Regions from separate parts of the Mus musculus genome. Here regions 2, 3, 4, 5, 6 and 7 are each linked to region 1. A link is a loop called in an ENCODE intact Hi-C map of the cell type or tissue named here. Cell type or tissue: heart. All regions are shown on one strand.

Region 1 (4,000 bases):
GAGATTTAGGATTTAAGCTCCTAGAATTCACATTAGGAACTTTCCAAACGCCCCTCATTCACTCCACAGTGTCCACCTGGGCACCTTCTCGTCCATTCCTCATGAAACCTAAAGAAATGTCCGGAGCACAGCGGAGTCCGACAAAATTAAAGGCATTTTAAAGAATGAAAGCAAAGAAAACAAACAATACAAACGCACAATTTCCAGGACACTTTATTGCAATTTCCACTTTACATATTAATTTAATATTTTAGTAGCGTCAGACTACTATAATTATCCAGCAGTAGTAGTTCGTTCTTCTAATCTCACAAAATGAGAGGCAGCAAGTTAAAATGAACATCAATTCATGTCTTTACGCTGTGGGAAACAAGGAGCTCTTGGGCAGAAGGGATGGGGTTGATGGTTTTCAGTATGAGTGTGCTTAATTTTTTTTTTCTGTATTTTTCTTGTGGATGCCAGTAGTCATAATAAAAACAATCGTCCCTTTTCCCATTCTGCCTTCCTTTGTACTTTACATTCTGTCTAGCATTTAACTCAGAAAGTCAGTTTACACTCAGTTTACACATTTTAAAAGAAAAACCATATGCCCCATCTCCCACACATCCAAATGGACAGAGATTAGAAGTAACCTGGCTTTTAGCCTGTAACAGTGCTATTTTAAACAATTTCAACCATATACTTGAAGGATAAAATAATGTAAAGTTACAAAAGCCAAAGGAAATCGTAAAAATGCCTACACATGTACTGGGTTAACTATTCCTCGAATCATTGAGTTTAACATAGGTTGCTTAAATGTGAAATCTACACAAAAGCGAACGCACGCTTGGTACATATTGACAGTGCCTCTTTGGGGACAACATTCTTTGAATGTGCTATACCAAGACACTGGAATGAAGAAGGAAGAGGGAAAAAAAAAAAAGGTCTCACTCTCAACTGTGAGGTGGTGCGCTAGCTTCACTAGAAATGCATTTTAATGGGTACGTTCAGATAAAAATAGGTAGTAAGGCAAAAGGTGTTTTAAGAAACCTCTCCCCTCCCCGAGGAACAGGGAAACCCGGAGGAAAAGATGGGCAACCTCCCTGGAGATCGAGAGCTAAGTTCCATCACTAGCAGAATAGAAGTTAGATCACTGCTATTTTTCACCCTGCAATGGGATAGTAGCTCTCCATGTGCAAGGTACGCGGGGCGGGAATACTGGCGGGGCTTTCACGTGGGGCAATGGCGAGTAAAGTGAGGAGAGGTCGGTACCGACAGTGATCCAGATCGCCCCAGACGCTGGTGGGGTGGAGGGTGAGGGGTAGAAAGGATCGAAGGGAAGGGGCAAAACTCCTGGAAGTTAGCGCAAAGAGGAAGCGGGAGCAGTCTGGAAGCCAGGGGGGCCATGGCTGGCAAAGCAGCCCCCTGCTCCGAGGGTAGGGTGCTCTCCTCGTGGAGCAGAGGAGCGCCGAGGGCCCCCCACGGGTCGGGCGACTCTGGGGACCCTAGAGGCAGGAGGGACAGAGGGGCACCCGCGAACAGGAGGCGGAGGACTTACACTTTGCCTCAACTCTGAGCCCCATCCCGAGCCCGGGGGAAGAGGGCGACGGGGAGCGCGGTACTCACTAGGGCTCGTTGGTGAAGCGGGGGGTCCGGGGCTGCTGGTATCCGTACAGGTGACAGTAGAGCACATCGAAGCAGAAGCAGCACATCTCCGCTGACACCACCATCTTCCGGGAGCCGGGGGATGAGGACGAGGAGGACGGCGAGGAGGCGGTGGCGGCGGCCGGAGTAGAAAGTAGGGTTCCCACTCCGCAGCTCAGAGGTGGAGACAGCGAGATGCCCCCGCCGCCGCTGCCGCTGCCGCCGCCGCCGCCGCCGCCGCCGCCGCCGCCGCAGCCCTGAGGGGGAGAGAGGGGACAGCCACCGCCGCCGCCGCTGCCGCCGCCGCCGCTCAGCCCGCCCAGTCCGTTGAGCCGCGTCCCGGCGCCTCCTAGTCCCAGCTCCCCGGCTCGGCACTGGCTCTCCCCGCTGCAGTGAGAGGAGGAGGAGGCGCCACCACCACCACCCGAGCCGGAGGGGGGCGAACTGGACAGTTTCTGCTTCTTCACCCCACAGCAACCCGCCGCCATCTTGGAACAGTCTCCCCCACGCAGCGCTTCCGACCCATAAGTGAGGCGAGCTGGCGGCGGGGGCGAGCACGCTGCGGCCCCGGCCGCCGGGGGCGCGCCGGGGGCTCGCGGTCTGCGCGCACACGCGGCTCGGCGGCCCGGGCTGCCCAGCCCCGCCAAGGCTCTCGGGCGTGCTCGCGCCCCCGCCTGCGGCGCGCGCCACGAGCTTTGGTGGCTTGGCGCCTACGGTGGGTCCCGCCCGACTCGCGCCTCCTGGGAGCCGGGTTCCTGGCGGAGGATGGAAGGCGGAAAAGCGAAGGGAAAGGCAAAAAAAAAAAAAAAAAAGAAAAAAGAGAGAGAGAGAGAACAAGACTTGGAGGAGTGGGAGGAAGAAGAGGAGATGGGCGAGCTCCAAGAAGAAGCAGGGGGACAGAAACTAGTGAAAGGGGGAAAGAAAGGAGAAAGTCTGAAATAAGCATCCAAGTTCCAAAGCGCACCTTGGTGATACCCCATTGCATGTAGTGTTAGTGACACTCGAGCCCAGTTAGGTGGAACCTGAGCCACCCGGCCTCAAATACACTGGTTCTGAACTGTTAAGAGTGTGAGCAAGCAGGTGCTCCTTGGAGCTCCACACCTGAGACAGCCACTGTAAAAGCCATCCGGGAAATGGCCACACGACAGTGTCTTTAACGCTAACCTAGCCAGACACCACAGTTTTTCTGAGATTTTGCTAAAAAAATGCAAAACTTTAATCTTTCTAATTGACAAATATTAAAGTCCAATTCAATGTGTATATCTTGTATATCCCTCCATCTTCTCCTCGTAGTCCAGAGAGACCATTAAAAAGCAAGAATACATATATAAATACGTGCCTCACAAACACCCCACAGAATCAAAGATGTTCCTTGTGTTTTCAGACTTACAGCCATGGGCTTTTCGGGTTTGGAACTCGAAAACAAAGAGATTCGAAAACAAAGAGATTCGAAATATAAGTGCAATGTCCAGACCTTGGAGATAAATATATAAGTCAGGTAGTGTCACTTTAGTTGCAAGTTAGAAGATTTTGTTCAGATGTATAATGAGACAATTCTTAATTCTCAGTTTTAAGAAATTGTCTCAAAACTCTTTGAATGAATGGGGAGGTGTATGATTGAGTCAGTCCTGTTTTGGGCACTTAAGAAGGGGCTGTAAAATGACAATAGCCAGCTGTAAAAATTCATTTAAAAATAAACCAAGTAGAAAATAACTGATCTCCATTGTGTCTACATGGTGTCAAAATACCCCCCCCCCCAAAGTCAGGAGTCTGTCTGTCTGCAAACAGTAGAGGGTGGATTTTGGCACCTTTGATCTAAGTGTGTGGGACCTTACAAACAGGTGAGAGCATTTTTATTAAACTCAAGCTGTAGAAAAGAGAGGCTTGTTCGCATACTAACTAACCATTGAGCCTCTGTTTACACCCTAGTGCACTTCTGGTAAAATCAGAGACATGTGCAAAAAAATATGTATGTTTCCCACTCTTATATTTATAAATTAAGTCAGACCTGTGGATCTGGTCAGAAAAATTGCAGCTATTTACTAAGCACTTTTTAGGTGGCAGTATTATACCTATCTTACACAATCATTCTAGAAAGTACTATATCATCTCACTTGATCTTCCCGGGAAGAATGTGAAATTCCTCAGTTAAAACGTTAAGTAGCTTGTCCCAACGTTACACATGTAGAAAGGGACCGAATCATGATTTAAATGCAAGCATATCCCATTCTTAAACCTGTGTCACAGAGCTGGAGGTTTAGATGGTCAATGGTAGAGTGCTTGCCTGACAAATGCTACACTAGTGCTCAGTCACAGTATATAATACAAAATTAGTTAGAAAAAAAAGTGACATTATACTCTAGTCAAGTAGTACCAAGAA
Region 2 (4,000 bases), 85 kb after region 1:
GAGTAACCGTAGGACATCTCTTTTAACCACCATGACAGTCCTTTAAAGAAGGGGTCATTACTGTCTTCTGTGTTCACAGGGGGGAACTGGTTCAGAGAGGGTGGGCATCCCGACCCATGCTAAGCAGCTAGGAAATGTAAGTGATCCTCCTAATGTCAAAAAATAACCTGGTCCTGGAATCACGCTGTGTAAGTCCTTGAGAAGTCAGTCACCATAATAAACCTGACTGTGTTTTTCCTCTTACCAAATAGCAGAACATCTGGCCTGCTTGACTTTATGAGATTGTAAATACAGCAACTAAAAGCATGAGCTGAACAACTTTCCATTGCTTTGGATTGAGTTTTTTTTTTCTACTGCTTTGAACTGAGATTTTTTTTCCCCCTCCTTCCTCCTGTCCCATCCACTGGACAGTGAGTTCTTCATGGGAAGGCTGTCGTCAATGTTGTACTCTTCTGCTTTCTACATCCCTCAGAGTGTCAGGTACATAGTACATGCTCAATAAATATCGACTGACTGATGAATGTGTGGCCGTCCTGGTCAATTGTTTCTGGGTTTTTTTTTCAAGACCCTTTCTTGATGCCAAGCAGGCAGGTTAGGACCTTAAAGGTGTCTGTTGCCTCAATCTAGTTGCTGTACTGAGGATGACTTTTTAATATTGTGTCCGCACGGGAGCCGACCACTTTCTTCGGCACCTGGATGATTGATGGTGTTTTCCCCTTTCTTACAAAAGCTCTGGCACTGCACAGACACCGCTTGTGGTGATTAACAACGCAGCCAACCTCAGTCCTCTCTGCAGACATGTCTTGAATTCTATAGAGAAGGAGGGGTTTCGTTTAAGGATAGTTCCTAGTTAACTGTACGCCTCCAGCCTGCTTGATGGCTACATCTCAGAATTGCTTTATGGAACGAAACAGGATTGTTTGTTTGTTTGTTTCTTTGTTTAAGTCTTGATGGCTGGGTGAAGAGCTTACCAATCCAGCATTTCTGATTGTGTGGTATTTTAAACCAGGGTGTGGATGCATCTTGGTCAGTGTCATTAAAAACTTCAGTCTCGGTCTAGACATCATATGAAAATGTACAAGGCGGGGCAGGCAGGTCAAGTCTGCCAGATTTTAGCACATACCATTTGCTTCCCAGAATCAGAACAACTGTGAGGGGTGGTGGTGGGGCGTGTGTTGGAGATTGTCTATACACTGTATGAAGCATTTTATATCATTATTTTCCAAATTAGCAAATGAAACTCTCTAAGCAGCATCAGATAGACCCAGAACTACAACACCTCCCCCATCCGATTCTCAGGCAAATATTCTTGTTTTGTTTGCTCTCTCTGTCTCTCTGTCTCTCTGTCTCTCTGTCTCTCTCTCTCTCTCTCTCTCTCTCTCTCTCACACACACACACACACACACACACACACACACACACACTCACACACACACACAGGCTTCACTCTGTAGCCCTGGCTGTCCTGGAACTCACTCTGGTCTCAAACTCAGAGATACCTCTGATGCCTCTGCCTCTCTAGTGCTAGGATTAAAGGTGTGAGCCACCATTTTCTTTCTGGCAGGCAAATACTCTTGACTATAATGCCCTGCAAGGAGCTGGGCCGCTTTCTCAGTTAAGGGGTTTTGTGATGTGGAGCTGGTAGAAGAAACAGCCAAGAGTGGATTACACTCTGTTTTGGTATTTTCAGAAGGGGATTGACTGTTATTTCAGATCCTAGCTACAGAAGTGAGGCACAAGTTCAAACCTTGTGGCTGCATTTGTTCTACTGATTCTCAACAGGTTGGGAGTCTGGAGGCAGTGGTGGTACAGGTGGTCAAAGGTTCAAGTGGAAAGTGAAGGGCACCTCTTGGCACTGGGCCGGATAATAGCTATAGAGGCTGACTTCAATAGGGTGTTTCAGAGACTAGCAACCAGAGTGCAACCCAGAAGGCTGTGATGGAAGGAGCAACCATTGGAAGTGCTGGAGCTTAGGAATCTCATTAGATACAAGGATAAACAAGGACTGAACTCCAGACAGAGGAGGATAGGGTGGGAGCCTGGCCAGAACCAGGTAAAGGCCCTATCCTCCCAGAAGTGAACTGCTACACTGGCTCTCAACTGAGACAATACTGCCCCCTAGAGGGATCTTTGGAAACTACATGAGGGTATTTAATGTCTCAGAAATGACCAAAAAATAGTCAACATCTCACATGGGTTTTGAGTAGATTTCCACTGATGTGAAAATCCAATTTATAATCATGTTACCTCAACTGCTTTTTTTTACAGAACCACAAAGGGTTTTTGTGTTAGTGCAAAGATTATGAAGAGATGGAATAAGGGACTGTTTGCCCCAGGTTGACCTTGAGTCATCCGTTTTCAGACAACGGTCCTGTCAACAGTTGTGCTGTTTGGCAATGAGAGCTATCAATACAACATACCTCTACTCATTTGTGTTTGCAGCCACATCCACCGGGATTTAATGTAAAAGCACACACTTCTGTCCTTGTCATTCAGTCTTTCTATGTGGGATTGATTGTGCAAGCATTTATATGCCAAACACAGTATTTTCTTATGGGTTGCTTTCATTTCCTCTTTCTGTGGATCCTCATTTGTGTCTTTGAACTTGAGGGTAGAGTATAACAGCTATATATTTAATTTGGGGACAGAGATGGAATGAAACAAATTTACATGAGGGTTTGGGTTTTTATTTGTGTGTGTGTGTGTGTGTGTGAGTGGGGTGGGGTAGCGATGCCAGTAAGGGTCAGAACTACTTGTTGGCTTTCTGGGGCTGGGATTGTGGCTGCTCTGCTTTGGCTTGGCCTAGTTAACCGAGGACTGGGCTGGAGGAGATGCATGGTAAATAGTGGGCAAAAGGATGAGGACTAACTAGCGTGGCCTCAAGCACGGGTCTAGACCATCATCATGGTGGGAACATCCAGACATATCCTGAGATGTGGATCATAGAGCCAGGCAGGATTCTGGACATCAGAAGAAAGATCCTAATGCAGATGTTTCCTCGTTGCTAGACTATCCTGATGCCAAAGCTCAGTGGATCGTACAGTCCCGTTATCTCAAGCTGTACTGGGGTCAAGAGACTGAGCTCAAATGGTGCCAGTGGTGGATAGAGGGATAGTTATGCTGACAGGCCGCTAGCAGGCCTCGGAGGCCTCAGACACTGATGACTTGGCTAAAGGTACTTCCCTGTTCAGCTAAATCCCTTTCCATTGTTTCATTTAGGCCACGGTTGAGGAGACTCCAGGGACAGGGGCATCAAGTTCTGTCTTTTCAATGTGTCAACTTTCTATGACCCTAGTAGGTCCTCAGCTCAGTTTGGTCCTCCAAAAGAGCCAGTCCTTCCAGCTCCCATTGTCATTCCTGCTGTTTCACAGCCTTGACCTTCCTCATCAGTCACCCTTTTTGGAATGAGATCATAGCATTGACTCTGAACTCCCTCTGTCCCTCCCATTTTCCTTCTTTCCTTCTTTCCTTCTTTCTTTCCTTCTTTCCTTCTTTCCTTCTTTCCTTCCTTCCTTCCTTCCTTCCTTCCTTCCTTCCTTCCTTCCTTCCCTCCCTCCCTCCCTCCCTCCCTCCCTCCTTCTTTTTTTCTCTTCTTTTCTTCCTCTTCCCTCCATGTCTCTTCATCTTTGGGCTTAGGGTGAAAGATCAGGGTCTTGGGTATGCTAGACAAATACTCTACTCATGAGCTGCATCTCCAGTCCATCCTTCAGGTCTCTTTCTATGATCGCTGTGGCACTTCAATAAGACACCATTAAGCGGGATGAAGGACCTTCAGGTTCTGGGTAGAAGCTGCTGCCCACTCTGCCTGCAGTTGGAGGATTGAAGAGATGATCAAAGTCGCTCTACCTTACTATAAGCAATAAATTGACTTCAGCGACTGGGAGAGAAGCAGCAACATATCAGCTGGGGATGGTGGAGCAAATACTTACTGACATGTCTGGCTGTGTTTTTACATGGAAAGCTGAGTGAAATGATGGAGGCGCTCAGACACCTCTTTTGT
Region 3 (4,000 bases), 140 kb before region 1:
ATTGTATAGAGGATAAAGGCCAAGTTCTCTGGCCGGGATAACAAGGCTCTTCCTTTATGAGGTCCTGTTTTCTTGTCTCTCTAGCTACTGAGGTATGACACATGAGACCTCTTACATTCTTGTGCTCCCCTGGAACAAGGAACTGCACGTAATTGCCCACAGATCGCATGCCTCGGACATCTGTATACCTTTTCTCAGGCTCTGCCTTCGGCCTAGAATGTTCCTTCTGTCAAGTCCTACCCCAGGTGCTTCCTGTTGTTTAAATCTCCTGATCTCTGACCCTGTCCAGTTTGCTTCCCTTCCTCGGGGTACCCAGTCCTGACCATGATCCCTTCACCATGTCAGGCTCCTCCACGTGTCAGTTGCCATTTGTCAACTGCCGCAGATTGTCAAGGACAGGAGCTAGCCCAGATTGTTTCTCTACTTTTTGCCATTGAGTCCAATGTGCATCATAGATATTGCCTGAGTCGGTAGCCAGAGTAAGTCAGTGAGATGAAGGAAGCAGCAAGATGGGATAATAGCAGGCTACCCAACCCAGCGTTTGAGTACTTGGTGGTGTCCTCTGTGAGAGTGGAGGAGGAGGGAAAGATCCTTTGGGGGGCCCTCTGGGGGGTCTTCGCTACTGCTGGAGCAATTGCCTAGGTTCCCAGTACTCTACGGCTTCCTTCTGGCAGAAATGAATTTTACAGAAACTCTTATTTTGTTTTTTCCCCTACCTTTACTCATGATGTGCTTCTAGCCTCCTGGGACAGAAGATGCTAGCAGAAAAATGTCACACACTTTCTTAGAGATGGAAAAAAAAAAAAGAGGTTTATGATGTGTTGAATTTTCCCAAAAGTGATTTGGTTTCTGCTTTCCTTTTGACAAAAACTGGTTTTTCACTAGGATTATCCCAAGGGCCACATCCAGGTATCCCGCAAAGAGAATTATGTGGGTTTGTGTACAGTTTGCATATATCCCTATGGGCAGGGTTATCAGGGCTTTTTTTTTTTTTTTTTTTTTTTTACTGTTTTTCTTTTTTGAGGAAGTGGAATATTGGATTATATTTGCCACAGGCAGTCTCCTTTCACAGAGGAGGTGTCCATTTCCCCAGAATACCCTCATCTTCCTGTCTGTGATCCTCGGGATGATAGTAGGTCCATGCTAGGCCAGCTGCTGGATCTGTTTTCTATAATGACTTATTCCCTGTCTCAGCCCTTAGAAGTGGATGTTTGCTTCTTGTTCCTACACAGGAACACAACTTTGAAGGAAGTCTGATTTGCTCAGGGTCATTCCTGTGGGGAACATGAGGCTGTCTGACCTCTCCCCCGCCCCAACCTCCAGGCCTTTGTTTTTTAAGATACTACATTGTATTTTCTTTCATGTCCTTACTGTTTGATGTTCTGCCTTTTATATTTGTTGTTATTCGCCCAGGACTGGTTTGGTTTCTTCATGCATGGACAATCTGATTGCCACTTGAATGGCAGGGGACGTTTACACAACATGGAGGCAATGTAGTTTATTTAACCTATCTCCGTAGTTGGCTTATTTCCTGTTTCTCAACATTATAGAGAAAACAAGTGGCCATATCTTTTGTGCAGATAAGGGTGCTTTGTGGGTTGGGTTTTATAGGAATTCAAAGATAGTCTTCAGGGTACTACTAACATTGAACCAACGTTCTATTTTACGTTTCCTTGGCAACTCTGTGCCACCGCTTGGCCGAGTAGTGAGCATTGCTCGGGTGTCCACTCTGCATCCAGGGATGAGGTGAAGGGGAGCATTAGGGAAAGCTCCTCCCCCTGGCAACAGTCAGTCTGGTTGGCACAGATGATGCAGGTTAGAAGCGAGAGCGCCAGCATGGGGCTCTGTGAAGGGTCAGTGAGAACACTGAGAAACATGTCCCCGATAAGATCCCAATGTTCCTTTCCCACCACAACACTGGGAGAAGCACAGGGAAGGAACCGCCATCCTCTTTCCCAAGGTCTATGGCTCCTGACCTTGCTCCTGGCCAAGGACACACACACACACACACACACACACACACACACACACACACAAGTTCATTCCTGCACTGCCATTTTGGTATCTGAGGCATGCCACTGGTGGGCAGAAGTCAAAGGGAATGAAAAGACAGCTGAGAAAGTGATGGATGGAGGCTTTGCAGTGGAATGTCTGAAAGCCTGGGCCCCTGTCAGCCTTGCAGGTCTCTTCATCCTCCGTGTGTCCTCAGAAACTGGGGCGACAGCATGGTGTCCAGGTCACACCCCCTTATCAGACAGACCAGTGTTCACACTCCCAGTATACTGCTCAGTGCATTGTTACCAACCAAGTGCTGTGTTGGCTGTTGTTGGAAAGACATAGAAGGTCCTTGGCTTTGTGGAACATTGGGTCCCAAAGGCGTGTCCAACCCATGGGCCAAATGTGGCCAACGATAGCTATAAATATGTCCTGATACAAAATCACAGAGCGCAGCTCCTTCAGCCTGTCCACAATGAACTTTCCGGGATCCCCCTGGCTTTTGTCACTTATTTCCTTCGCCCTCTTCCCCTTTCTTGCTTACGCTCCTTGGTTTCTTGCTTTTGGTCTTCTTACTCTCTCACTGTGCACATGTGTTTCCATGAGTTCATTTTCTTCTATGTGCTGATGTCACCCACCCTTGTATATTCAACTCATCGTCTTCATGGAGTTTGTGGCTCGTGTCATAAAAATAACTAGCAGCTCTTAAATCCCTGGTACCGTACCACACCTTTATTACGTCATCTGACTAACAGCACTGTGAATGAGGTGGTGCCTTTTCCATTATACAGACGAATAAAACAGAGTTGAAGAGATACTGAGATTTGCCTAAAGCTCTGAAATCCATAAGTGCTAGAACCAGGATTTGACTACCTCCACGTTCTAGGCTCCAGGTGCCCCCAGTGTCACCCATCATGTTCTGGGTGGTCACTACAGGAATGTCCCCATGTGGCTATTTCGCAGACTCGGGTTTTCAACATATATAAATAAGATGGACTTCATCATTCCCTTGTCCTTGCTCCTCTCTACTGTTGCCTCTCCTTTGCATAGTAATAAATGACATTCCCCAGTCCAGTGATGGACAAGCAATTAGCATACCCCTGAGTTGCTGCCATCCTCCTTCTCCCTCAGCTTCACCCTCCTCTCTTCATTTTCTACCTTGATGCTTTTGACCTCCAGAAAGCACCGTGTTCTCTAGGTTCCTGGAGCAGGCAGGCCACTTGCCAGCACCCAGCCTTCCGTCTCTCTGCCTCAGACTCCCTGCAGCTTTCTGTGGCTCTGTCAGAGTACAGAGATGACTTCCCAGGGTCTGAAATCCATCTGGAATACATGGCTTTGTTTAGGAGAAGTCATTCAGTAATTGAGAAATGGCCCAAGCACTGGATAAAACCATTTGTAAGGGCTCTAGACTTAAGGATGGTAGGAAGAGGACACTGATGTGCACTGAGCCATCCTGTTATACCATACCTTGGGGACACGGCTAATCAGTGGTAGAGTCAAAATTTGAACCCAAATTCATTTGACTTCAACATCAACATTTTCAGCTACCCTGTCAGACTATTTAGAAATACAAGGAAATAAATATAGACAAGAAGACAGTTGCCAATACAGGTATAGAGAACTAATTCAAACATTAATTTTAAAAATGAATCCTGGGGCACGGAGAAAATGGCCCAGGAATTAGTGAGGATTCTACTCTGGTGGCTGAGTGCTAGGGACGCTTTCGTCCTTTGCTTCTATCTTCTTTCCAGTTTTGAAAAATTCTAAATCACATCTCATAATCATGAATTACTTTTAGACTAAAACAGAAACCCCTCTAATGGTACAACATCAGCTGGCAGAAACAGGTTGGGGGGGGGCTCTCATGGTTCCTGGCTAAGCACCAGGACCCTTGGGAGATGCTGTTGTTGATAAGTGAGAGACACCAAGCCTGCTGCAGCTGTGGCTGTGACCTCAGCACCTGCACCCCTTGTGAAAAGAGGAGAAGTGGGTCACTATTCCTCTC
Region 4 (4,000 bases), 95 kb before region 1:
CAACTCTTTCAAGGCTTGCACCACTGATGATATACACATGCACCCAGAAAGAAGCCTAGGGCTGTGTGACCAGAAATAAATGCTGCACAGGACAGTCCACAGATGTGACCCAGCGTCTGCATCTCTCAGATTTCTAGGTGGAAAAACTTGATGCTTCTTTTCTCTAAAAATACTACAAACCCACAGTGCTCTATACTGCCCTCTCAAACTCCTCCCATCACAGGAGATTCTACCTGACTCCAGCTCCCTTCCACAATGGTGACTTTTCCTAGTAAAAGCAAATTGAACGTAAGAGATGACAATATCTCAAACCTGGGTCCGCCTATTTCAAGTTTGTAATCTAGATTAATTCTGTTGTAAGATTTTGTGTTCTTACCCCCAAATTCAGTACTCCTGAAAGCATTGTTTAGACTACATATGCTCTAGATCCTCCATTTACATTCTCGGTCATATGGTTGGCTGCGTTTCTTTGCCCACCAGTTTAAGTAGAAATTCTGAAGTTCTGCAGCTATCTATCTGGTTAACAAACTGGCTAATTTACAAATTTCTAAAGTCTTTCTGAAATTTGGATATCCTCCCCCACCATTAGTAACTTTTAAGTTGTAAATTTTAACAACTAACTGTGACCATGAATATAAGAAGAGCTGCACATATGGAACTTCTCTTTAGAAGAATATAAAGAAGGAAAAGGTAGTGTGATTGTCCTGTAATTCCTAGTATGATTATCATGTAACTTAGTGACTTAGTAATTTAGTGATTAAAAACATTTTTCTCCTGAACTGAGTCAATAAGGTGTGCATATTAGGCTGCCTTTATCTATCACACACCGGGGTCTTCAAGCACTCTGAATACCTCTTGAGAAGTTTTGTAGAATATAAATCAAAAGAGATAGCTGATTACATATTCATCACTCGGGCATTAGTAATATTTTAATGTAGCTGAATATAAAAACCTGCCTTCATCATCTACCTCAGTTAATGGATTACTTTTTCTTGTTATGTAACAATAACTGCAAGTGTTCCCTTGAATAAAATATATATATGCTGCTCTGGTCTCAAATCTCTGTAAATTAGTCACTTTAGCTTAGCAATAAATTAGTTCAGTCTCTTAGGACCAGTTCTTAGCTTTTGTAGTAGTTTTGCTTCATGCAGGAAACTTAGACCTCTTATCTATAAGGAACATGAGCATGTCAATTTAGCCATAAAAGTTCACTAACAAAAATCAGATATAACATTTATTTTTACCTAGTAGCTTGCCACTAAAGTACCTGAACTAACAATAACCCCCATGAACTTGTGAATAATCAGTTAAGATTTGAAATAAAGCAGTATTAATGAAGTAGTACATTAAAAAGCTCTGAAGCCAAATATATTAATGTATCATTTGCAATAATAGAAAATGTTCTTACTCAAAAGTTTACAGTGAGCAAATGACAGCTCAGAGTGTAATTATGGGAAAAACACTTCATATAGACTAATTATAATACGCATTCAGAAAAATTGAACACACTGAAGCTTACCATGCAAAGTTCAGACAACATAGGTGGCATTTAATAAAAAGCCTGCTTATCATCAAATGTTATAGAAATGCGTTCCTACCATTTTTAAAAAAGAAATGACAAAGGAGATGAATTTAAATAGGAGGGAAGTCAAGTAATTTATATTTTTGAGCTTAGTTTACTCTTCAAATGCTGGGTGGAGAGGGCATCTCTGGTTAAACAAGTTTCTGTAGGGAATGTCTGCCTGATAAGCTAAGAAAAATCTTATCCAAGTTCTAAATGTACATTGAGTATGTGACTCAATACGAGTTAGCTTAGTTTACAAAAGAGATTTGATTCTGAACAGTTATAAGGGGCTGGGATTTATGAAAATAGATTAATCTTGAAATTATGAGGAAGGCAATAAAGAAAGTATACTGTGTCCTTCTGTAAAGCAAAATACCATTTATAAAAGGAATAATATCTCCCTACCGCAACTGTTGCACTTACATTTACATGTAAAATACTGACTTAAGGGAGGAAATGGTGCAGTAATGAAATAGAGGCTTTGATAGCTCTATTTCATTGTTACCAAAGAGAATTCTTTGTGAAAATGAAATGGAGAATGCATAATTTTAAAAAACTGGATTCTTTTGACAGTTTTTGGCCAACATTTACATTGACAATGGCCATTTCAAAAGTTAGGGAACTCTTTTTATGATTTCTAAATGGCTGATTCATTCTCTGCATATAAAATAAAACAGAAGCCATTTTTTAAAAGGGACTCTGACACAGAACTACACTCTGTCAAGAGACTTTAGTCCAACCCTTTCAACTTCCTAGTATAGAAACTGCGGACCAGAAAGGTCACAGAACCCAAGTCTCCTTTTCCTCAGAATGCAGCACTTTGAAAAAAATTAAATGCTGGGACACATGCAAAGTGCATATGAAAAAACTGTAACTGAACCTCCAGGGAAGGAGAAGGAAGACAGTCTAGATTCTAAGAGGAAAAAAAAAAATAACAGAAACACTTCCTCCACCAAACAATACAGACAGGAAGGCAGGAAACCTGAGAACAGACTCTGTTGTTCATTCACTAAGGATCCAAATGGATAATGCATATATTTATGGGATAAATCCACTTCTAAGAAGTTGCTTTACTGCTTGCTTCCCTGTTAGGCTTCTTGCTCCCTCCGAGGCCTTGATGATTCCTAACAAATCCTCTGCTGATGGCCAGGGAGTGCAAAGCATTCCCTCCCCAATGGCCCCTAGCACTCCATAGAGCACTCAGAGCAGGGCTTCAGGACAAGGACTGCATTTCCATAACCACAGTGGCATCTCCCACTCCATCTCAAGGTCCTTCTAAATATCAATGAGAGAAATTTCCTCATCTAGGTAGACTGTTTTATTTGTTGTTGTCTCGTGTTCACAAAGGCAGGAATTTAAGGCAGAAATAAAACAGAACATAATGTACATCATAGTTGACGAAAAATAAGCAAGGGGGGAAACAGACTGTATATATGCAACTAGAAGTCATTTTGCTTGGTGACTCTGTGAGTCATGCTAGCCATCTGTGTATGAATGGGGACTCTGTTTTTCAGTTGTACATTAAGAGGATCTAAAAAAAATGGAAACCTTTATGGGGGGAAGGAGAGTGAAAAGGAAAATATTAGCATTTAAAATATGGGGGGGGGGATAATGACAGTAGCCAATTTGTTCATCTCATCTGTTTATTCTCACGAAGGCTATTACAAAGCGCCCTATTATTAACTGCAGCCAGATACATCAGAAATGGAACTGTGATCGCTGGAGAGGTGTGCATTAGAGGTTCTTTTGAAAATGAAGTACAGCTCGCTGAGTAGCAGGAGTCCTCAAGGCTCACATACAATGACAGATGCTTTGTTACATTAGGTGGGGACAGCGAGAGACTAGAGACACAAGGTCTAGCTTTAATAGTCCAGGGACAGAGTTTAGAACCATGCAAGTATCCTGCTGGCCAGCTCCATTAAGCATGGGATGATTCTATCTATGTAAGTGTGGTATACTAAAAGTGACCCCCCCCCCAACACAACACACACAAAAAGCTGTCTTCAAAGTCAGATAAAGAAGAAAAAGTCTTCTAGTTCATGCAACTGTCATTAACTTATCTAAATATGATCTAAGCTTTTACTTTAGGATACATTAGAAAACATCTGTTCTTCATGCCTTGAAATGATCTTCCCTCTAAAGCTCAGAAGTAAAAGATGCTTGGTTATAAGTTAGAAACTATGTTGACTCCTGTCAGCTCTGTGGTACATTAGATCCCAACAAAATCATTGGTAGCACGCATGCCACAGCAGTGCTACAAACACAAATCTGATTCCTTGATAATAGCCTGAAAATGAGCAGCTGAGGTGACTGGACCTAGAGCAAGCCACCAAGCTCTGCTGATTGCCATTTGTCTTACATCCTTTCATAGTGGTTCAAGGAGAAACACAACTCCCAAACAGTGGAACTTGCAGGCTATGTGTCATTTTGGAAGGT
Region 5 (4,000 bases), 80 kb after region 1:
CGTGCCATGTTACCCTGCCCATAAGCCACCTCCCCACAGTGGGTGTGGTTCCACCTTCTCAGAGCTTCTCCTTCTCAATTCCTCTAAGCCCTTGGACCTGGACTCAATACTATATTGTTTTTGTTTTGTTTTGTTTTTGCCTGGCCTGGAACTCACTCTATAGACTAGTCCGGCCTCGAACTCACAGAGATCTGCCTGCCTCTGCCTCCTGAGTGCTAGGTTAGAAGGCGTGCGCCACCACCACACTGCACTACAGGAAGGCTTTGAGAGCACGGTTTAACTCAAGGGTTGCTGCTTCTTGTGAGAGGAATTGTGGGTAGTTTGCTTTTGGGGGAGGGTTGTTTGTTTATTTGTTTGTTTGAGATAGCTGTATAGCCCAGAATGGTATCTAATTGGAGATTCTCCTGCCTCAGCCTCCCAAGTGCTGGAAGTACAGGCTTGCGTTGTCATGCCCTGTTCAGCACATTGACTTTATGGCTAGAGTATAAATATTTTTGACCTTACAGACTATATACAGACTGGGGTAAAATAGTATTGCCATCACAGCATGAAAACAGACATAAATAGTCTATAAACTAAAAGACACTGTGACCGTGTTTTAACAAAACGTTATTTACAGAAGTTTGGCTTGGCTCATGGACCATAGTTTGCCTCTTGATCTGCTCATCATGCCTCCAGGTTTGTTTTTTTCTCCCCCCCCCCCCCTTGTAATCTAAGTTAGTTTAACACTCACACGGTAACCTTGGTAGCCTTATTCTTGTTGTGATTTTCCTAGCTCAGTGTCCCAAGTGCTGGGGTTATAGATGTACTCCATACCCTGCTTATGTGGATGATTTAACACCCTGGTAAGGGTAATGGTCTATCTGAGGACTATTCCCGAGCTATACCAAAGACGATCCTCTTAGAAGCACAAGCTGCTTGGCTCCTTAGATACCTCGCATGTTTACCATCTGATCGGTATGTGAGCCCAGCTTCTACAATTGATCTGTGGTGTGATTTGCTCCGAATTCCACAACTACAGTGCTCCTGTATATTCCTCCTTGTCAACTAGCTCTCATGAGCCCATTGTAGTGACCCATGCCCTGAGAGAGGCAGAGGCAAGAGGGTCACGCAGCTCCAAGGCCAATCTGGGACACGTCCTGTAACCCTATCTCAAAGCAACCAAAACAAATATATAAATAAAATCGATTTGATAAGAATTCTCAGCTCATTGAGCAGCTGTGGGAGAGGCTATGAAATAACACAGCTGCAAAACTGGAGTATAAAACGAACACGGAAAAGTTCACGATTCTCTCCAAGCCATTGTTACTCGCCATCTGCTTCCCCCTACTGACATCCACATTTCTCTCGCTCGATGCTGCTTCCCTCACTTCGTTTTTTCCCCCCACCAGCACATCCTTGCTTTAAGTCTCGTCTTCCTTCCCTTCCAGTACATCAGGCCCTTGGCATCTGTATATCCAGTCTTTCCAGGTCCATCCCCATTCCAGATAATCTGTCCAGATGTCTGACTTTAGAACCTGGTTTGTATTCTGAAAACAGGCTCCATTCCTCTGAGGACTGTTCCCATGGTTCATCTTACATCAAGAAGGCTAGAGATGACTTGGTGGCCCTCCATCTATAACCCAGAGGACACCAGAAAGACATCCAATCTACAAATATCTTTTTTTTTTAAGTTGTAAAGGATGCCAGGAACTCCATCATCACTATACAATTCATTTGAATTCGATTGCAAGGGGTGGTCTGGCAGGGGTGCCTCTGTAACGCAATGTTATTATTTATATCACACTGAAAATTCCTTTATCACAGCCTTTCCTGGCAGCGAGAAGGGAGGGAAAGGTTCCAGGGAGTTGGCTCCCCAAGGAAGAAGAAGGCAGTGCGATCAGGGGTGGGGTGCGGGGGTGTGGGAAATCAGCAGACTAAAGACCGTGTCCCCAGCTCAGTTTTGCCTAGGGTGGGCCCTTTGTGTTGCAACAGATGTGTGCTTTGGAATTACTGGGGCTGGGAAGGCAGGCCTCGGAGGGAGGAAGGGAGTGGTTCTAGACTGAGCTCATCCTCAAATGATGTGGGCTCAGATTCCTGGAGGGCGGAGCAGGAGACTGGGCCTAAGGGGAAAGAAGACGAGCTTTTGCATGAGGCTAAGGTTGAACAGATTGCTTCGGTTTGTTTAAGCTCAGAGATGGAGGAGATGGGGTGGGGGGTAGGTGGGAGAAGAAAATGATGCTTCATAGGAGTCTTCTTAGTAGAAGACCAACCCTATAGAAAGCGTCCTTTTTCTCAGAAAACAAACAACTTCCGAGGGTGTGGCTGAGTTGACTAGGTGTTTCCCCACCAGGGAAGTTGTCCCTTTGTGAAGCTGCCCAGCCAGTAGAGGGTAACTGGGTGTCCCCCAGTCCTGATAACCAGAAGGTGCTGACCCTCCATGTGGGGTTTTCAGCCTTTTTTTTTCTTATCACCTCATAGGCCCTGTCATCTTCTGGACGCTGTGTGAGAGAGGGGGACCAGGCTCTCTCGACCCTCAGCTTTTTGCAGAACACTAAAGGCCAGAGACATGAAGTCTCTCACAGAAACATAGTGATTCTATCCCATTGAGAAGTCCCACATGAAGGTGTTTATTCTGGAAAGTTCACAAATGTGTTCCTAGGAAATCTAGGACAAAATGTTTGAAATCATTTGACAACACAACCTACTAATTGGAGAGTTTGATTACAAAAGGGCTTATTCCTTTGAGACATGTGGGCAGGGATGGCATTCCTTTGTTTGACACAGACAGACAGACACACATACAAGTGTGTGTGTGTGTGTGCGCGCGCGCGCGAGTGTGCACTTGCATATACACACATGTGTATGCGCACATGTACAGACAAAGACAGAGACACACATACACACACATGAGAGACAGAGAAAGAGATAGAGAGACAGACACAGCGAAAGAGACAGACAGATACACATAGAGAGACAGAGAGAGACAGAGCACACTCTGGGTTGCAGAGGCAGCAGAGCTGGTGTACATTAGAGGCATTTAGAGGGACATACTCTACCCACATACTGCAGCTGTCCAGCATTCCCAGGCCCGTATCTGTGATTCCAAACTTAAAAGGGTCCTGAACAAATGAGAGCCTTTATAAGTTGATGACAAACTCATTTGGCAGCCGCACTTGAGCTGGTATGAGACTCCGGATGCTCTTTGTTAATCCCACCCTGGGTGAACACTTCTGTATTTTTGCTCGAGAAATACCTAGGTATTTGATGCCTGGGTTACTTCAGACTCTACTAGAGAAGGTACATACTATATGCTGTACCACACAGTCTCCTTGGAACAAGCGCACGCATTTTGAGTTCTTTCAGTTATAGCACACATACCCCTTTCTTCTGATGATGATCAGGTCTGTGGCTCTCTCCCATTTACCCTGGGAGGTCCACCACAGCCTGGCGTATATAGTCGAATGACGAATGAAGCCAGGCTGTCGGGGCTCACATCTTTAATCACAGCGCTTTTCAGTTGCACTTTGTCTGGCCTAAGAAGCATTGCCTTTAAAAAATACACTTAGGGGGTAAGCCCATAAGGCCATGAATGACTTTCTCCTGAGCATGCTGACTGGCAGTAGGAAGGGAAAAGAGCACTGTCTGATTGTAAGACACTATTAATTCCAGAAAGCTGAAAGCAATAGGTAACACTTGCAATGGGATCCTGAATGAAACAACCACAACAACAAAACCAAAAAGAACCCACCATCACCATCACCAAAGCCCACCACACCATATTATAGGTAATTCGAGCACATCAGCCTGTTATTTTTATCTCAGGAGAACCAGCCCTATGTATACACATCAGTCCCTCACCCACTCTCACGTAGCCCTTAAAGGCCACTTCTGATGACTTAGTTCTTATTAACTGCAGGTGTGAGCCTTAGTCCATCAGGGTTGCTGCAAAACCACTGGATTAAGTGAAACTCCTCACTAATTAGGCCTCTTAGACTTCCTGTAAGTCATGCTTGCTTGC
Region 6 (4,000 bases), 140 kb before region 1:
TAAGCCACTTAAGGAGAGGGGGGATTTGCTGGAAACATCTCATTTAGGACTGAGTGTTCTAAAGTCGCTCATTCTTCTCACATTGTCCAGCTGTGGGTCTCTGTATTCGTTCCCATCTGCTGCAGGTGGAGGCTTCTCTGATGATGGCTGAGCAAGGCACTGACCTCTGAGTATAGCAGAATATCTCTGGGAATCCTCTTATTGCTATATTCCTTTAGCAGAACAGTAAACACCTGTTTTGTTTTGTTTTTTTGCATATGGGTTTGTAAGGCCATCTTACCAACTGAGCTATCTCAGAACTCTTTCAAAAATGATTTTTATTTTGTATACATGATATTATTTTATTATTTTTGTGTATATAGGTGTTTTGCATGCCAAGTACCTGTGGAGTCCAGAAGAGGGCATTGGATCCTCTGTTACTAGAATTACAGGCAGATGGGTACTGGAAACCTGGGTCCCCTGGAAGAGCAGCCAGAGAATGGAAGGTGGTTCTAGCTATAGCAGGTCCTGTCTTCCTCCCTGTCCTGGCAGAGGCACTGAGAAGGCACTGAGTAGAGAGAAGGTATACAGGTCTGTTTGTCCAAAGGCTGTCTGTACTGATATGCGCATGATAGAGGCGCATGCTGTGCACTGGGTAGTTAGATGGCCTGTTTTCAAGTTTTGTTTCTATTCCATGGCAGTTGTGTGAGCAGTCAAGTTCCTTAACTTCTCTGTACTCCCCAGGGCCAGATGCTCCTCTTGCCTGGCTCTCCAGCTCCTGTTGAACTTGCTGCTTGGGCTCTCTGCTTTGCCCATCTCAGAGGCTAGTTTCCTGTGGACAGGCCGTGCAATCTGGGAGCACTTCAAAGGAATATGGCCCGCATCAAATTCCTTCTTCCGTTGCAGGGTTGTAACGATGCAGTACGTGCATCGTCGTGTAGAGCGTTTTCAATAGTGCCTGGTGCATAGGCAGTGGTGGGTTAGTTGTTCGGTATTATGGGGATGGCTTCTGCTTGCCAGTGTACAAAGGCCCTGCCTACTCACCCAATACAGTTGAGTGTCCATGGTTTCTTCCGCTCCCACCGTTAGCATGGGATGCCTTGGGAATTACCGACTGTAGTTCTGTAAGGAGACGGATGAAAAGTCCCTTCTGTCCACTAGGCCAAACTTAAGGGCTGGTGCCAGAGGCTAAGGTCAAAAGAGTCCAAGCTGGGCTGAACAGAAGGGAGGTCTGGAGAGAGCAGAGGAACAAGTAGGTATTGTGAGTGTGTGTGTGTGTGTGTGTACGTGTGTGTGTGTGTGTGTGTACGTGTGTGTGTGTGTGTGTGTGTGTGTGTGCATTAAGGGCAACAAGGGAGTTGGTAGTTTATAAGGAGGTCTAGGAGCCCATACACTATAAGGATGAGGACATGAAAGCTGAACCCTTTGGAGGTTGTGGTCAGATTTTCCTCTCGGAGGTGGAGCCCGTAAGTGTGATGACAGATGGCAGGCTGTGAGAAACAAGGTCCAGCAGACCTGTGGAGGGTCAAGATGCCACAAAGTGAGGGCTCTGGAAGAGGCACCCACGCGGATGTTGAAATCCCCCCCCTGAATGCTGTTAGGAAAGAAGACAGTGTCAAAAGGAGGGCTGCTATCTAGGGTGAAGTTCATGGTGACCCTGAGGAGAGCAGTGGTGACGTGCGACCTGCAAGAGTGGGATCTTGAAAGGCACAGACACCCTGTTGCCCCTGCCAAGCACTAGGTGTCTGCTCTGTTAACTATGTCTGTGACTTGGTTGCCACTGGCCAACACAGTCTGCTGCCTGTTACATCAAAACAGCTGCAGACCCCTCCATATACTGCCAGTGCTCATCAGCGCTTTGAAATTAGGGTGATTTGTCAGATTTGCTGATAAACCTTACAGCATGCATGCATTTATAAAGAAACATACCTAGGTTACAAAACAATAGAGATAATTTGATAATTTCTTTTAACTTTGATACCTTTTATAATTCTTCGTTCTTTACTCTATGTTTTTCAAACATAAATGTAGAAAATAAGAGGTGTCTTTTTCTAAATATCCCCCTGGTTGCTGGCCCCTCTTTGCCTGGTCTCCAGGCTGCAGGAAATCTCTCTTGTGTACACTAGAGGGCGCTCTAGCTTCAGAATTATCAGACAGGGTCTTTCTGTTCTTTTCAGGTGTTAACAATTCAGCAGCCCTTGGGTCCATTTCTGGAGACTGGGGTTTAAGAACCCTGGTGTCCTGTGATCTGGAAAAGCTACTTCCCCATTGGCTTCCAGTTTCCAGTTTCGTTATCAACCTGAGAATTGAGGCACAGCCCCTCTGCTGGGTGGTTTCAGGACCCAATAGAACCAAAGCTCTTTGTTTGCCTTGACATTGACCCTAAGGTCCTTCACCTCAGTGGCCCATCCTGGCTGGCAAAGGTTAAGGTTCTGGGAAAGGTCTTAGCATTAGGATTGAGTTGGCGGTGAATTGGAGTGGGGAGCCAAATGGAGGGATGTAAATTGTGACCAAGGGCTGAGACTTACACAGTAGAGCAGATAGGAGAGTCTCCGAAGGCCATTGGCTTTTCCCTACTAAGAAGGATGCCACTGGGGTTTTGTGGGAAAAGCTTAAGTCACGGGTTTTCTGCCATAGTTTTATCACCTTGCAGGTTCCCACCTGGCTAAATTATTTGTTCCTTTACTGGTGATTTTCTCCACTAGAGCTTCAGGCTCCAGGGTTCTCCCTACGTCAGTGGACCTCCAGTCTTGTCACAAACCCCACATTTTACATCACCCTAAGGTGCTTGTTACTTAAGTAGGAATTGTGGGATCCACCCCTACCTCCAGGGTTTGAGTCCCAGGAAGCAGGTCCTAAGAACCTGCCTGCATTTCGTACAGCTTCCTCCGGGACAGTGTAGCTCGGATATCAGCAGCATCACCTGAACCAGGGAACCTGCTAACAATGCGGGTCCTCCGATTCCAGATTGGAGGCCACTTCTCAGACCGACTGAATTCAAAACTGTAGGCTGGTGTCCAGAAAACTGTGTTGTAATCAGCCATGCAAGGAGTCCTGTGCTGTGGAAGATTGAATCTCCACCCTCAGAATGGCTGAGACAGAATGAACATTAAGCCTCAAATGATCCAGGAGTTGGCCTCCCCTTGCTCACAGCTCACTCACCAGGGACTCAGTTTGTGCGCAGTGCCTAACAGGGCTTTATAGTGGTGTGTTAGGTTTAAGTAGCACTTCGTTCGGTTCAGCGTCTCTGAGACAGAGATCGAAAGTCAGTCAGGGGCTCCTGAGTCTTCACAGCCCCAACTTCCATTTAGCCGGTAATGAAAACCTGCCAGTTTTACCTCCCGATCCCTTCTGATCCGTCTGTACTAGACTCTCTGAGTTCAGATTAGATCACCCCTGCTCCAGCTCTTGTTGTAGCTTCCTCCACGGTCTCCCTACTTCTGCCTTCCCTTTCAGTTTACAAACTTGCTGATCAAAGGGTACTCTGAGCCTCAGAAGTCAGAGGGAGCTGTCGAGAAATGCAGAGGCTCTGACCTACTCTCCCCAGACCACCCGAATCACTCAGCCTCCATTTTAATTCAGTCCCAGCATGATCTGTGATTCTCCAGACCATATATAAAGTAGGATGCTGTATTGTTGAACTGGCCCCCACCCCTACTCTGTCTCTATCCCACAAGTCTAATGAAGAGGTAGACTATATGAAGTACTTCAGTTCGGCACGCTGGCTTGCACATGCCATTCTTTCAACAGATATTTTTGAAATCCCCACTTGCTGTCTGGCCGTGTAGTAGCTGCCGAGACCGAAACACAAAGAGCAAACCCAGTCAGTATCCTCGCTTTCATGGACAGCACATCCATGTGGGAGGAGATGGACAGGAAAGAAATAGAGAAATGCTACATAGGGTACTTAAATGTTAAGTGTGATGCAAGAGGCGATCTTACAAAGGAAAAGTATGTGATGCTGCCGCCTGGGCACGGAGGGCTGCTCTTTTGAATGCAATGGCCTCATTTAAAGGAAAGG
Region 7 (4,000 bases), 84 kb before region 1:
AAGGTAAATACTAGTAAAGACTAGTCATTAAGGTAATTAAGGTAATTCTGTTGAGCTGGAAAGATGGCTCAGTAGCCTAGAGGACAAGGAAAACACCTAAATCAAATAAGCAAACCTTTAAAATAAAAAAGGTAATGCTGTCTTTAACTTTGTGAGGGACTAAGAGTTCCCACAAAGACCTGCATAACTGTGTATTCCCATCTCCGACATATGGAGGTCCCTGATTTTAACATCCTCACCAAGACTGTGCTCATCTACTGCTTTGTTTGTTGTTTTCTCTAAGAACTCTGGGCCTGCTTTGCTTGTTTGTTGATCTCTTTGGGATCCCTTAGAGCCCTGCTAGGCTTTCACTGCCACTGTATTTCTCCAGGAATTTGCATTGAGAGCCATTGATGTTTCTTTGCTCACAAGTTTAATGAAAAGTTACTTGGAGATGGGTGAAAAAAAATGTGACTGCTAACATTTCCGTTTGAATTTTTAATATAATCAGATGGTTCCCACCATGGGAATCACCATTTTGTATAATAACTCTGGGTCTGTTTTAAGAACATAAACTTTTTGCATCCAGATCTTTTTTTTTTTTTCACTAAAAGAATACATGGGATGAAGTCATTACATAGCTATTTTCTCAATACTTTGTAGTGTGTGTTATTTCCTAAACTGACCAACAAAAGAGTAATTCAAGGCCAGTAAAATTCAACCTATTTCAAATGGATTAGTATTTTCAAGTACCTAAACTGGAACAAGTTGTTCTCATGCTGTGGGCGCTTGCTGCTCAGTCACTCTAGAGCTGAAGAGAAAAGCTCTAGAACAAGAGTGAGGTGAGAACGGATAGAAGATGACATGGTACGTCACTGTCCTAGGGCTCAAGCACAGTGCTGCAAAGCTCCGACATGAGAAGTAAAGGGATGTTAGGCACGGGGGGGGGGGGGGACCATCTGATTGTATCAAAAATTCAAACGGAAATGTTAGTAGTCACGTTGTTTCCCAACTCCAAGTAACTTTTCATTAAACTTGTGAGCAAAGAAACATCAATGGCTCTCAATGCAAATTCCGAGCTGCCAAGCTGCCAAGCTGGTGTGGATAGCTTACACACGAGAGAATTCAGCTTCCCTCAGCCAGGCTCCTTTCAGAATACTCTGTACACACTGTTAAAGCTAGGGCTTTGGAGAAGATGCTGCATTCTAAAGTTGGGCAATGACTTAGCTGAGATGATCCAGCTAAGCCAAAGACGGAGGTAAGTCTCTAACCCAGATTTTTAGGCTCAAGTCCAAAAATTCCCTTTACTAACCACACGTTAGTCTTCACCTTTGAATAGATTATACATTTTAACTGGAACACAAAACAATTGTCTTACTTGGCAATTCTGATCTGAAACCTGTACTGTCTCTGCCTAAAAAAATATAAACAATCAATTCAGTTGCATTCATTAGTAGCCAAATGGCAAATATTCCTAGACTTCTTGGCCACTGGAATTCCACAAAAATAAATGATGAATAGTGTCCACTGAAAACATTTTTTTGTTTTTGTTTTTCCAGACAGGGTTTCTCTGTGTAGCCCTGGCTGTCCTGGAACTCACTCTGTAGACCAGGCTGGCCTTGAACTCAGAAATCTGCCTGCCTCTGCCTCCCAAGTGCTGGGATTAAAGGCGTGCGCCACCACGCCTGGCTCACTAAAAACATTTTATACCCAACAAGTATCTGCCAACTTAAATTGGAGGGCGCTTAAGAATTCAACAGGAGGATTTCCTAGTAAACTGATAATGAAATTCTCTTTGAAATGATAGGAAGCCATTCTCTAATGTTTAAATAGTCCTAGGGAAAATAACCAAATGTTTATGAACAAAATCAGCTGGTTGCCCCATTAACCATATGATGGTGATGAATTTAAAACACAATTTAGTTCAAACACCAAATTTGAATGTATTCAGTTGGACCTGGCACCTTGCCACGGTCACATTTCACCTAAGTGAGAAGCAGTGTTAATGTCTGTCAGTTAGAAGCTAATGTTAAGCAGCACTTCAACGAAAAAGTTAAGAAAATGGGACTTTAGCTATCAAGGAATCAAGAGGTTTGTGAGGGTGTTTGCTAAAAACGAAATAAAGCACTGCTGAAAAGGGCACAACATTAGATATTGCAAGGCTCATCCTAAATAACATTCTTACTTACAACAGGAATGACTGGGACGCACCTGGCAAGGCAGCCATTCGCTTCCTGAAACAGAGTCAGTTGGCTAATAACTTAAGCAGTCGGAAGTTACCAAAGTGACAGGGGCTTCCTATTACTGACAGTCATATTGCAGCACAAGTTATTAAACCCGCAACTAAGCACTGCTATTGGGTAAAAGAGAAGCAAGTGAAGTGTGTATGAACTAGCTTTTTCCATTTCTTTCTGAGAGGTTTAGACCATTAGGAAATTCCTTGTTTTGCCATTCCCAGGCAGCACTAGGACCCTGAGAACAGAATGCATATGCAACACCTTTGCACCTCAGAAACGTAGAGAACTAGAATCCTAAACCCCCATCTGAAAATTTACACAGAGCTTCTCTTCCTCACTGAGTAGTGTGTTTTAGTTTTTCAAAACCAAGAAACAATGGGACACAAACCAAAATGCAAACATGGAAGTAATGCTCAAACCTAAGCACACTGCCAACAAGCGAGATGAAAGTGACCTTGACTGCCTATGCAGGGAAAGGACATTTCCAACTCTATGCCATATGTCTACTGTTGCCTGGCCACAGTTCTTTCTTTCCTTAACAGTTTTACAGATAACTTACTGGCTGTTTAACAGACGTTTCTATTGGTGAACTCTGATGCCCATTTTAGTGTTATATGATAATGGGCAATTCATGAGGAATGGAGAAAAGAACACAGGTCTGGGATCCAAAGAGGGCTGAAAGGAGGGAAAAGAAAAGAAATGAGGAAATGGGTGGGAGAGTACACACGGAGGACACCGAGAAAAGTCTCCAGTAGAGACCTACATGCAAAGGTACAAACAAGGAACCTCCTAGGAACTTCTGTACCAGTTGCTAGGTATTGTTTGGCTCCTGTGAAATTCATTTAGCCTTCAAGAGTGCTATCACCCAATTGGTCTTTTATTGGGGTTCTTGGATTCTTAAAACACCTACATATATTTAAATTATAATCTCAAAAAATAAAAGAGGAAATACTGTTGTAAAAGCCTATGTTCTTTGAGACAGTCATAGCCGTCCATCAGAAATCTCCTCCTGGGGCAAGAGTATCATCAGAATCTGTCTCTGTATGCTGCAAACTAGAGGAACTGGCTGCAAATTTGATTTAGTCGAGCAAGATGAAGAGTGCCAAATGTATGCTACCTAAAGAAGCAGATGGCTAAATGTGCACATGGCAAATATACCTCATTTCTTCCTGTGCAACGTCCACATAACACATTCTCTGTAGAGTTGCTGCTGGATTACTCTACTCTGCTTTTGGAAACAAACAACATGAAATCGTGTTTTAAATTTTGCTTCTTTTTTTTTCTGATGAAAGTCTTTAAACTACATCCTACCAGAGCAAATGATAATTTATTTTTCACTGCATGAGTCAGGTTCATCTTTAAGACTCAGTATGAGTTTGAGTCATCCATTACTACACACAGTAAGAACAGTACTCTCATCACATTGGGAAGGAAAGACTGTGTGGGTTTGGAAAACAGACTATGATATGGCCACGAACAATTTCCATTTTGGCAAAACTGAAAACGAGATTATTTCTGATTTCAAGTGGCTGCAATCTAATAATGAGCTGACGCAGACTAGAATCTTCCATGGAGCTCTCCCTCATCTAAATGAGGGCACTATGGTTTCACTTTAGTTGTAAGCTCTCCGTTGCTGTTGTTGTTTTGGTTCTTGTTTGGTTTTGGTTTTGAAACGGGGTCTCACTATGTAGCCCCAGCTAGCCTGGAACTATGTAGATAGGGCTATTTAGCTAGGCCTATGTAGATAATGCTGGCTTTGAATTTTAAAGGTCCATGTGCCTCTG

What was found. A loop is a pair of places that touch in the nucleus more often than their neighbours do. Peaks named below come from ENCODE experiments on the same cell type or tissue, not always from the same donor. Only the 100,000 strongest peaks of a DNase experiment are listed, where the experiment ranks them.
Region 2: it touches region 1 in a loop (8-fold over the local background); 9 of 42 quality-filtered maps call a loop at or near these places.
Region 3: it touches region 1 in a loop (4-fold over the local background); 16 of 42 quality-filtered maps call a loop at or near these places.
Region 4: it touches region 1 in a loop (2.3-fold over the local background); 2 of 42 quality-filtered maps call a loop at or near these places.
Region 5: a loop joins it to region 1, with 2.4 times the contacts of the local background. A loop is called at or near these places in 11 of 42 quality-filtered maps.
Region 6: it touches region 1 in a loop (4-fold over the local background); 15 of 42 quality-filtered maps call a loop at or near these places.
Region 7: a loop joins it to region 1, with 2.5 times the contacts of the local background. A loop is called at or near these places in 4 of 42 quality-filtered maps.

The regions. Positions count from the first base shown.
Region 1 is chrX:142,964,606-142,968,605 of GRCm38, forward strand. Ammecr1 (Alport syndrome, mental retardation, midface hypoplasia and elliptocytosis chromosomal region gene 1) reads right to left here and starts at 2,121. Exons shown (of 6, transcript NM_019496.4): 1 at 1,603-2,121. The coding sequence starts at 2,108. In heart, no CTCF peak of the experiment used is centred here; a DNase peak (open chromatin) is centred at 2,176; H3K4me3 peaks cover 2,805 bases; H3K27ac peaks cover 1,825 bases; H3K27me3 peaks cover 653 bases.
Region 2 is chrX:143,049,583-143,053,582 of GRCm38, forward strand. No RefSeq gene overlaps it. Among named protein-coding and RNA genes, the nearest start is that of Rtl9, 48 kb to the right of the region's middle. In heart, a CTCF peak has its summit at 2,124 (motif pointing left); no DNase peak of the experiment used is centred here.
Region 3 is chrX:142,828,474-142,832,473 of GRCm38, forward strand. The region is part of intron 5 of Tmem164 (transmembrane protein 164); the gene reads left to right. Among named protein-coding and RNA genes, the nearest start is that of Mir652, 91 kb to the left of the region's middle. In heart, no CTCF peak of the experiment used is centred here; DNase peaks (open chromatin) are centred at 1,798 and 2,308.
Region 4 is chrX:142,870,068-142,874,067 of GRCm38, forward strand. All of the region lies in intron 3 of Ammecr1 (Alport syndrome, mental retardation, midface hypoplasia and elliptocytosis chromosomal region gene 1), which reads right to left. Among named protein-coding and RNA genes, the nearest start is that of Ammecr1, 95 kb to the right of the region's middle. In heart, no CTCF peak of the experiment used is centred here; no DNase peak of the experiment used is centred here.
Region 5 is chrX:143,044,526-143,048,525 of GRCm38, forward strand. No RefSeq gene overlaps it. Among named protein-coding and RNA genes, the nearest start is that of Rtl9, 53 kb to the right of the region's middle. In heart, no CTCF peak of the experiment used is centred here; a DNase peak (open chromatin) is centred at 1,956.
Region 6 is chrX:142,819,887-142,823,886 of GRCm38, forward strand. The region is part of intron 5 of Tmem164 (transmembrane protein 164); the gene reads left to right. Among named protein-coding and RNA genes, the nearest start is that of Mir652, 83 kb to the left of the region's middle. In heart, a CTCF peak has its summit at 2,096 (motif pointing right); no DNase peak of the experiment used is centred here; H3K27ac peaks cover 602 bases.
Region 7 is chrX:142,880,184-142,884,183 of GRCm38, forward strand. All of the region lies in intron 2 of Ammecr1 (Alport syndrome, mental retardation, midface hypoplasia and elliptocytosis chromosomal region gene 1), which reads right to left. Among named protein-coding and RNA genes, the nearest start is that of Ammecr1, 85 kb to the right of the region's middle. In heart, no CTCF peak of the experiment used is centred here; no DNase peak of the experiment used is centred here.